Linked DNA regions of Homo sapiens: region 1 is linked to region 2. Evidence: read pairs that join two places in POLR2A ChIA-PET (ENCODE). Cell type or tissue: CD4-positive, alpha-beta T cell. All regions are shown on one strand. Links, peaks and the distances in the headings refer to the core of each region. The heading gives the core; the rest is flanking DNA.

Evidence for each region. Peaks named below come from ENCODE experiments on the same cell type or tissue, not always from the same donor. Only the 100,000 strongest peaks of a DNase experiment are listed, where the experiment ranks them.
Region 1: POLR2A ChIA-PET joins it to region 2 with 22 read pairs; 7 of 35 experiments call an interaction of 5 or more read pairs at or near these places.

What each region holds. Positions count from the first base shown.
Region 1 is chr2:26,296,397-26,301,761 of GRCh38, reverse strand. It overlaps LOC105374334 (a long non-coding RNA gene), which reads right to left and starts at 2,713. Exons shown (of 4, transcript XR_939853.3): 1 at 1-2,713. In CD4-positive, alpha-beta T cell, for the core only: no CTCF peak of the experiment used is centred there; DNase peaks (open chromatin) are centred at 1,431, 1,761, 2,081 and 2,861; H3K4me3 peaks cover 2,374 bases; H3K27ac peaks cover 2,185 bases.
Region 2 is chr2:26,182,549-26,187,913 of GRCh38, reverse strand. GAREM2 (GRB2 associated regulator of MAPK1 subtype 2) reads right to left here. Exons shown (of 6, transcript NM_001168241.2): 3 at 4,817-4,947; 4 at 2,638-3,681; 5 at 1,556-1,725; 6 at 1-683. Among named protein-coding and RNA genes, the nearest start is that of GAREM2, 12 kb to the right of the region's middle. RefSeq lists a silencer at 2,873-3,112. In CD4-positive, alpha-beta T cell, for the core only: a CTCF peak has its summit at 3,043 (motif pointing right); DNase peaks (open chromatin) are centred at 3,033 and 3,673; H3K4me3 peaks cover 1,289 bases; H3K27ac peaks cover 211 bases.

The DNA of each region.
Region 1 (5,365 bases), core at 169-5,168, 110 kb before region 2:
GGATGAGAGCTTCGTTTATATCTTTGAAGGCCTTTTCCTATTCCTTTTCCCATAGGAGGGGCTCTCTTTCTTTTCCTTTGGTAGCCTCATATAAGGGCTTTGCTATAAGGGAGAAGTTTGGAATCCAGATTCGGCAGAATCCCGCCGCACCTAGAAATTCCCTGACCTGTGGGTGGGCAATGCACCTACAGCCTCCTTGCGTGCACTTCCAAGCCTGCACTGGCCTTGGGATACCATGAATCTTAGCTATCCAACCTGCTGAAAAAAGACTTTTGCCTTGTCCTTGGACACTTTGTAAACTGGCCTGTATTCACCATTTGGCTTCTGCACAGGCAGCAGAGGAGTATTCCAGGAGGACTTGCATTTCAGTATAATCCTATGTTCACAGAGCCGATTTAAATGTTTCGTTATGCCATCAATTGCCTCTCTGGGTAGTGGGTATTGACGGACTTGTACCGGGGAACATAAGGGCTAAGCTCTACTACGACCGGGGGTCTGTTTGCAGCAAGTCCAGGGAGGTTGTGCTCGGTCCATACACCTGGTACCTTGAAAAGCATTCCCCGCATATTGTGTAGGTCCGCCTCCAGTGGCCTTCTGGCACACAGTTTATAGAGCCGCCATTTCTCAGTTCTTGAGACAGTTATAGTCAAAACCATTGCCTTAAACTTTCTAAACTCTAGTGTCATATTCTCTTTAGGTGTAAAGGAGATTTGTGCCTGCAGTTTCTGGAGTAAGTCTCTTTTCAACAAGGGCACTGGATAATTTGGCATATATAGAAACTCATGCTGCACTTTTTGTCCCCCAATAATACATCTCCTGGATTTGCAAAAAGGCCTCTTTTCTTTGGCGCCAGTAGCCCCTACGATAGTAGCACAGTTCTTTGTGGGGGGACTAATTGGTGAGTTACCACAGAGAAATCAGCACCAGTATCGACCAAAAAATCCATTAATTGGCCCCCTACTTCCATAGAGACTATAGGCTCCCCGGGGCCTAAAAGGATGGAGCCCGGTCTATCAGTCCTCTAAATTCTCAGCCCCCGCTAAGCCGATCAGATCAGGATCTGCCTTTGAAGCATGACAACTAGCAACCGAACGCTGCACTCGGGTGTTAGACCATTGACCATTTTCCTTATTCTTTTGACATTTATCCTTCTAGTGTCCTTTCCTTTTGCACTGTCCGCATTAATCTCTCTCTAGCCTCGGCCGGCTTTCAAACTCCTGTCCAGACTAGCCTTTTCCACGACTGTGTTCACGCCCACGTCCCTGCCTCCTTGCAAAGCCAGCTTCTCTTCCTGTAAGGGCTGCTGCTAGTAAATTAGCCTTTCTTAAGCCTCCGATCAGCTTTCTTTTTTGCCTCTTGATCTCAGTTAATGTACACCTTGGTAGCCACCTTAATAAGCTGAGTAGCATTCACGCCTACGGAGCTTCTAACTTCTGCAATGTATGCCGGATATCTCCTTGGGCCTGTCTTACAAATGCTGTATCCACCACGTGCTGATTTTCAGCAGCCTTAGAGTTAAACGGAGTGTACAACCAAAATGCCCACAAAGTCTTTTTTAAAACTGGTTGGTGCTTTTATCTGCACCCTGGAGCACCTCTGAGATTTTTTTTATATATATATATATATTGGTTACCTTTTTCTTTTACCATCCTTTAGCCTTTGGCAGAAGTGCTTCTCGGCAATTTTGTAGGGGTTGAAGCTGGACTGCATCATCTGGGTCCTAGTGGGGGTCCTTTTGTCCTCTTAAGAGGCATAAGCATAACTTGGGCACGGCCAGACCTGAGACGGCCTGCCTGACTTTTTTGTAACCTTTCACTTTAACTTCCTGGAGCTCTGATTTTTTCTTCTGGGAGCCTGTATTTCTTTGAACTTAACTCCTTAGGGGCAGTTAGCCTTGGTAAAGGGGGGTAGATTGGAATGTAGGGAGGAGGGGTCTTTATTCCCTTCTGTGGTTCTTGCAAAACCAGTTTTCTCTTTCCTGAGACTTTTCTTTTGTCTCCATAGTTCCTGGCACAGCTGATTTTTACTTTCACTTTTGGCTTTTACTTTTCACTTTTTACTTGTGGAGTTACAAGGCTCTGTGACTTTCCCTTTAACTCTGTAGCTGCCAGCACAGCTGGTGTCTCTCGCCATGAGCTGCGAGCGTTCTACAATAAACTGCTAGGCAGGGCTGCATTCATTTAGCCATGAATCAATACAAAGACTAGGTCTGAATGCCCTGGTGGTCCTCCAACCCTAGTCACCACCTTAAAACACACGGCCAATTTCTCTGTAGTGCCTTCGGCCAGTCGTCCAACACTAAAAGAGGGCTATTCTAATTCACAGTATGTCCTTAAATTTTGAGCATCCAGTTTCATCCCATAATCACCTCTAAATCCTTTTTAAAAATTTTTTTATCATGCACTCCAAAGGAGTTGGTTTCGACGCTTTTCCTCCCATTTCCTCCCTTGCGGCGCACTTTCACTCTCACTTTTACTCTCGGGTCCACCAGACTGGGTCCTATTACGGGAGTTTTGGACGCTGCTTAGCCAGGAACGTGCCTTCCCCTCTCACAGCCTGCTGCAGCGGTGGACCTGGTCCTATCAGCCGTATACAACGTTCTAGGTCTGGTTTCCCCCACACTGGCCTCGGAACACAACCCGCACTAAGGGATCTGTGCCTCCCCTCGTCACTCCCCGCGTTGGCCTCTCCCGAGACCATCTCTTTCACACACTTTCACACACCTCCCCTACCCCAGGACTCCTCATCGGATGAAACAGGCCTCTCCATGTGCCGGGTGAGCCTAGTTAGGCTCCCACATTCACACACATACACACACCACTCCTACCCCAGGACTCCTCATTGGACGAAACGAGCCTCTCTCATGTCCCGGGTAGGTTCACACGCACATACCCACTCCCAGTTCGGGTGGCAAGAGTGCCAGCAAGCTCTTCCTTGCTGCACTTGCCGCTCTATCGGCCTATTTTCTCCTTTCCACCTTATTAGTGGGGACACAAGCTTCATCCAAATTGGCAGGCCATTCCTGCCGCCCCCCAGCCACTCTGGGTTGGATTAGTGATTGGTCCCCGGGAGGTGATCAAGCTCCCCTTCGCCCCTATGAGACGGGCTTTCCTGCCTTGGGCCTTTTTTCCTTACCGTGGTTCCTGAAGTGCTGGTATCGTCCTGCAGCCCAGTCTCCGGTTCTGTTGCGCTGCCGGGCAGGGCACTGGGACGCGGGGAGAGCCAGTCTCCATCCAGGTGAAGCTCCCCCATGGCGCGCCTTGGATGCCGGGTCTCCCCGAGCCCCAGGGCCCTAAGTCCCCCAGGCAAAGGAGACAGTAAATCTGTCGTCTCCAGTTCCTGTACGGGCCACCAGAAATGCAGTGGGATAATTAAAGAATCAGAGAGACCGAGGGGTTGAGGAGGAATTATTCAATTATTTAGATGCACCGACCGAGTCGGATTAACATTTAAAGGACTGAGCCTTGAACAAAGAGTCAAGCTACCTTTTAAGCATTTTGTGGGGCGAGGGGAGATCTGTGCAGGGGGAAGCCTATTATAGAAACGAGAAGCAAAGACAGTTATTTAACTGAGACATGCATTATATTACTTTTTACTTTTTAAGGAACAACATGTTTTATGACTTGAGATTATCTGTCTAGTGACCTTACAGCTGCATAGCTAGAGAAACAGTCTTCACAATGCCTGGGAAAGGGAGAGAGAAGGCTCACTAGCCACAGAAAAACAGGCAGTTGATTTTAAAGGACTCCAGCTCTTTCTCTTCTTCAGGGGGAATTGGGTTTTTTACATGTAACTGAGTTTTTGCTCACACATTCTTTAATTTCTTTTAATTTCTGTTCCAATATAGCTAAGTAAAACAACAGCATTCCAGAACAGCATTATACTATGCAATTTTGGTCCCTATGTAACCGAATGCAGGTGTGGATGCTTGCTGCTTGCAGAGTCCAATTAACAAGAGCAAGGTCTGGTAGAAAGAAAGTGATTTCATTATCCAAAACTAGTAAAGGGGCCGGGCGCGGTGGCTCATGCCTGTAATCCCAGCACTTTGGGAGGCCAAGGTGGGCAGATCACCTGAGGTCAGGAGTTCAAGACCAGCCTAGCCGACATGGCAAAACCCCGTCTCTCCTAAAAAATACAAATATTAGCCAGGCGTGATGGCAGGCACCTGTAATCCCAGCTATTCGGGAGGCTGAGGCAGGGAGAATGGCTTTAACCCGGGAGGCGAAGGTTGCAGTGAGCCAAGATCGCACCACTGCACTCCAGCCTGGTGACAGGGTGAGACGCTGTCAAAAAAAACCTAGTAAAGGGAAAGCAGCCAGATTCCCATCCAAAGCAACCACTTCAATTTTTGAGGGGAAGGCAGGGGTTTAAAAAGGGAAAATTTGATAAGCAAGGCATTCAAGAACTGTGGTAAATACAACATATGTGTGTCTCGTTCTGGTGGCTCTCTTGGGTCCCAGTCCACCTGGTGTGTGGGCTGGCGTCATCTCAACAATGGCCAGGTTGTTAACTAGCTGCCTTGAAGTCATCTCTGGAATTTTGCAGCTGGGTCTCCAGGCTTGGTCTGTCTGTCTCAAGATTAGTGCCTGGAAGTTCTAGGAAGGCACAATTAGATACTAGTATACAATTAGATAAATGTGAAGGGAGTATATATCGTGAGAAAAGGAGGGTCATGGAGTCTGTTTTAAGGCTAAGGGAAAAGGTTTCTACAGTTTGCTTCCAGGTTATATCTTGAAATTCAAGACAAAAAAAAAGTTTTAAAATGCACTTTGAAGTTAAGCTGCCTGGTGACACATTTGTCCATACAAGTATGAGCGCCTCGAAAGGAAGAGATATCAAAGCATTATCAATGGGTAAGTGGGTATCTCTACTTGATTTTTCATTTTTTTCTACTCTATATTATTTGAGTTGTTCTTTGACAATGAGCATTTTTTATTATATATACATCATGAACTGATATTAAAGTCAAGCTGATTAACGTGTCCATCTCATCTTGTGTGTGTGTGTGTGTGTGTGTGTGTGTGTGTGTGTGTAATCAGATCCCTCGGACTTATTCATCCTATGTAACTGCAATAAACTTTTGTTTTTTCTTTTTTTTTGAGACAGGGCTCTCTCTGTCACCCAGGCTGGAGTGCAGCCTGGACTTCCTGGACTCAGGTGATCCTCCCACCTCAGCCTCCCAAGTAGCTGGGACTATAGGGACGTGCTGCCACATCTGGTTAATTTTTTCTTTTTTGTAGAGACAAGGTCTCACTATGTTGCCCAGGCTGTTCTCGAAAACCTGGGCTCAAGTGATCCTCCCACCTCGGCCTCCCAAAGTGCTGAGATTATAGGTGTGAGCCACCTCGCCCGGACAGCATGTATT
Region 2 (5,365 bases), core at 203-5,202:
CAGCTGGTGACAGTGGGGTGGGGACCTGGTGCAGCACCAAACCTTCAGGCTCAAAGGCCTTGGAGGGGCCAAGTGGTGAAAGGCGGGGTCCAGGCCCAGGTGTCCCCACTGCTCTGGGCTCCTGAGAACGCAGCAGCTCAGGCTCTGGAGAACTGCCCTGCCCCAGCTCAAAGGGATCGAAGGGCTCCAGGACTGGTTCCTGCCATTCAGAAGAAGAGGAGGAGGAGGGGGCGCAGGAGGAGGGGGGAGCAGCTGAATAGGCCTGGCCTGGCGAGGCTGGGCCTGGGGAATACGCAGGGCCAGAGGTAGCCACAGGACCCGAGGTGGTTCTGGGCCCAGAAGACAAGGCCGCTGAAGGGCCTGAGGGGTAGGCAGGCCCGGAAAAAGGGTTGAGAGCTCCAAACGGAGCAAAGCGCTTCTGGGGATGTGAGGGCTTGAATAGAGGAGGGCAGCTGTGGTAGGTCTTAACAGGGGTGTCAGCCCCCAGAAGGGAGGCGGCTCGACCGCTCAGAGGCTCTGTGAGGGCCCGGGAGGCCTGGCTGGGCTGTGTGGTTGAGGGTAGGGGACCGGGGGCTGGGCGGCTAGAGGACTCGCCCACCTTGCAGTCTCCCCAGGTGCATGGGTAGCAATAGAGGGAGTAGGTGTCCGGCGATGGGGAGCCACTGCCACTGCGGGAACCCGCCCTGTGGACAGAGACAGACACACACACATAGGACAGGTGAGGCTGAGAGGGAATCCGATAGGGTCACACATGCATTGCAACCAAGCACCACTATGACCTCAGCAACACGGGCCTGCACCCCAGCCCCAGCCCAAGACCCTCCGGAATGGCCGTGTTCTTCCTTCCAGCATCCCCCAGCCCAGGTCAGAAAACACAGGGGAAAAATGAAACGAAACTGAAATTAATAAAAATATTTTCTTTCAATTTTTTTTCTTTTGAGATGGTGTTCTCGCTCTGTTGCCCAGGCTGGAGTGCAGTGGTGCAATCTTGGCTCACTGCAACCTCCACCTCCCGGGTTCAAGCGATTCTCCTGCCTCAGCTTCCCGAGTAGCTGGGATTACAGGCATGTGCCGTAATGCCCGGCTAATTTTTGTATTTTAGAAGACATGGAGTTTCGCCATGTTAGCCAGGCTGGTCTTGAACTCCTGACCTCAAGTGATTCACCCAACTCGGCCTCCCAAAGTGCTGGGATTACCGGCATCAGCCACCGCACCTGGCCTGAACTTAATCAAAATTTCAAAACAGCAAGGAGCTCTCTTCTCTCTATCCTGCAGCAAAGTCCCCACCTTGAGGGGACCAGGGCAATGCTCCCATCCGTTCCTCAACATTTAAGAGAGAAAGAAGCTGAAGTGGGCAGAACAGGCCACTGGGCCCCAGGCCCCAAGACACCCAGACAGCAGTGCCAATCCCTGAGCCACTGCACAGGGAGCTGCACCCTCGGGAATCTCCCAGGCCTCAAGACTTCCTCTTCCTCAGCACTGTAGTTCCCCCTCCTCACCCTTCCCTGCCTTGATCTACCTTAGAACTCAGGACCAAGGGAAGGCAGGGACTCACCCATCCTGGAGGCCAGAGGAGTAGTAGGAGAGGCTGGAGCTGGGGGAATGTACCGGCTGCAGCTTGGGGAAGCGAGGGGGAACCGGGGGGCTGCTGGAGAGCCGGCCGCTGCCATTGCCACCCCGGGGAGGCACTGGAGGGGCATTGAGCAGGCGGCACTCCTCCTTCACCTACAAGCAGAGGGCGGTGACTCCACCTCGACTCCAAACAGCTGGCACTCCTTATCTTCCCCTTCCCAAGCAGCTGGGCGAGGGGGCTGTCTGGGCCTGACATTTGCCCCACTTTGCCAATAGGCTGCCTTGCACCCCAACTGCTCATCCAGTCAGCCAGCCACCCCACCCTTCCTAGCCTTCCCAGCCTATCTCACGCACCCACACCCTGTCCCACAGCCTCCTTCCTGTTCCTTGGAAATCCATCATGGATGTTAAGAAAAAGAACACAAAGGTAGATCAAAACAGGTTAAGCAGACGTGCTCCCTCCTCAAGGAAAAGGAGAGAAAGCAGAGGACAAAGGAAAGCCGAAGGGACAGAGGGAAGGAAGCGTCTGCCACCTGCATCCCTCCCTACAAGTCGTGTACCCCAAAGAGGACTCCATGGGATGCTGACGGGTGTTACGGGCAGGGAGAAAATGTTCTGATAAACAGGATTCCTTAGTGCAGGACTTCTCAGAGCCTTTAATCTACCAATGCTCTGTGACTCCAATATGAGGAGGGAAAAAGGGCTGGGAATCATTCACAGCATTTCTAAGCTTACTTCGCCAAGGAACCTTCTTTTCACGCAACAACTTAAAGGACCCCTGTTCTGTGGTACCTTCTGGGTAACAGTGCTTCGGGGCTCCTCTCAAATCCTCTGAGGCTGGGGACCTACACGCATCTCTGTCCCACAGCTCTCCCGCCACCGCCCGCCCCAGTGCCCCTTACTACAAATGCTTTTGCCTGGCATGCCTCTGCCCTTTCCTTCTCCCCTTCCCCACCCCGCCGAGGAAGACACCTCGTCTGCCACATACTCCGGGGCCGGGGCCCAGGAGAACGGGCTTTGGGCCCTGGCTGGACCCGGGACTCGGCCCCCAGCGCGCTCACTCACCGCCTCGGATTTGGGAGGGACTGGAGGCGGCGGCGCTTCCGGCTCCCGACGCGGCGGTCCCGCGGCCCCGAAGGAGATGAGATCGAGCCCTGGGGGCGGCCGGACGAGGCCCTCGGGCCCCTGGTGCGCCCACAACTCCTCGTAGGGGATCTCGGCGGGCGGCGCGGCGGGCTCGGGCGCGGCTGCCCAGTCGGGGCTCACGTACTCCTGGTCGCCCTCGCCGGCGGGAGCCGGCGCTAGCGGGCCGGGGGCGCGGGCGAGCCCGGGGGCGCGCGGCGCGGGCAGGCAGAGGCGCGCGCGGCGCGGGCTGGCGCAGTCTTCGGCGAGCTCCGCTGGCGCCTCGCGCACGGCCGTGGAGTACTCGTCGGGGTCGAAGCGCTCGCGGCAGTAGGAGGCGCTGTCGCGCACCAGGCGCTCGACGCGCGGGTCCCCGGCCAGCAGGCCCTGCGGCAGCGCGAAGCGCGGCGTGTCCGTGAGCAGCAGGAAGTGCAGCGGCGCCGGGCCCTCGCGGCGCAGCGCCAGCCCCAGCACCACCGTCTTGGAGATGATGCTAACCAGCTTGTAGCAATGACCCTCCCGCACCGGGTGCAGGTCGTAGGGGTTGCGCGGCGGCCGGCTGGGCACCAGCACGTTCACCGGCAGCCTCACGCGCTCGATGATGGCGCGCACCGTGTGCTCGCCCTCTTGCATCTGCAGCTCCAGCGGGCTGCGAGTGCTGAAGCGGCCCTGGCACTGAAAGGGCAGGCTCAGGCTTTCGTTGGTGCGGTGGTTCATGCAGATGAGGCAGGGCATCTTGCCTTTGACCGGCCTGGCGCCCCCGCCGCCAGTGCCTCCCGCGGCCCCCGCGCTCGCTGGGCCGCCGCCGCCCACCCCGGCCAGCGCCCCGGCCCGGCCCAGCTTTCGCAGGAGGGTGGTGAAGCGCGAGCGCTCCTTGGTGGTCTTGGCGCACAGGATCTCCGCCTGGCCCATAAGAGTGAGCTCGTCGCCCGCATGCAGCGTGAAGTTGTACACCTCGCTGTCCTCGCTGAACTCGCCCGACACCACCTGGGGATCCCAGAGACAGGGCAGGGCCTTAGCCAGGTCCCAGGGAAAGCCACACGGCCAGCTCCCAGAGACTGGAAAGGGAAAACAGCCTTCCTCTTCCGCCCTCCCGGGGCTCGGACTAGATGGTAGGCCAGGAGATCCACGTTCATCCTGGAGAGACCACTAGCAGCTGTGCCACCTTAAATGAGTTGCCCCTCCACGCCTTAGCGACCATATCTGATAACTCTTACTTCGAAGAACTGCTGTAGGATTAAAAAGACTGTGCAGTGACATATTTTTCTTTTCTTCCCCACTACTTGGATCAGCAACATATTTTAAAGTATGCAGTAAATGGCGACTTTTATCATCATTGTCTTTACCATTTGGGCGATCATAATGCCCTACCCATCCAACAAGGCTAAGTGAAGAGAAATGAATTGATGGATAAGAAAAGGGTTTGTAAACAGAACAGCACTATCTGTACATAGCAGGGACTGCTTTTAGTTGTTTTTGTTTGTTTGTTTGTTTGTTTGAGACAGGGTCTTGCTCTGTCTCCCAGGCTGGAGGGCAGTGGCACATTCACAGCTCAGTGCAGCCTCAAACTCCTGGCAACAGTCCTCCCGCCTCAGCCTCCCAAGTAGCTAGGACTATAGATACGCACCACTATGCCCAGCTAATTTTTTAACATTTTTTGTAGAGACAGGGTCTCTCCATGTTGCCCAGGCTGGTCTCAAACTCCTGGCCTCAGTTGATCCTCCCTCCTCAGCCTCCCAAAGTGTTGGGATTACAGGCATGAGCCACTGCTCCCACCCCACAGCAGGGGTCTATTTACACTGCCTGCTCACCACAACCACCGCCTCTACAAGTGGGTGCTGGGGCAGCTAGGGACAGGTTGCCCTGAAAAGTCTCCAAGTCAGAACATGACCCTTCCAGACACCCGCTCCTGCTTCACTACCTTTCATAGGAAGTCCTTCAGCCCAGTGGGTCCTATTCCCCACCCTTCTGACATGGCTTGATTGTGCCAAAGACCCCTAAGGGGTCCCCAGGAGCCGCTCTCCTTCTTGGATCCTGAGGGCAACCTTCCAACCAGAGTCAGGGTTGCCCCTGAGGCAAGGAGTAGTGTGGGGACACCACACCTGGTGAGGGAGTGACTGACCTTGACGCTGAAGGTGATGGCTTCCATCACGAAGATGCGGTCAGGGAAGACACTGGCCACCTCCTCCACGCTGCTGAAGTACCTCACTGGCTCCCGCACATCCCGGGCCTGTTCCAGGAGCTTGAACTTCCCTGCATAGTGGGTGACAAAAGTTGCTGGAGTGGGCCTGCCTGCTGGGAGTCTAGCCTGCGTCCCAAGAGCCTTCATGGTCACTTGCTACCATAATCTCGGCCAGCCCCTCAGGAACTCAGGAGGGCCAAAGGGCAGGTTTCCACTGGCATGGGCTGAAGGGGGCTGGTCATCTGGCTCCAGCCTCAGCAAGGTGAGCACAGATCCCTAGCAACTATAGCCCAGCCCTCCCCCCATAGAGAGCCTGTGGGTATGCAGTGAGGCTAGCGGCTGCCTGCCCAGAGAAACCCAACTGCAAATAGCCCCAAACATGTGGACACAGCTGGCCTCTGATCAACTATCAGTGTGGTACCGGGATGCTGGCTCCTTGCTCTGTCCCAGCCTGACCTCTGACTTGCCGTGACAAGTTCCTTTCCCTCT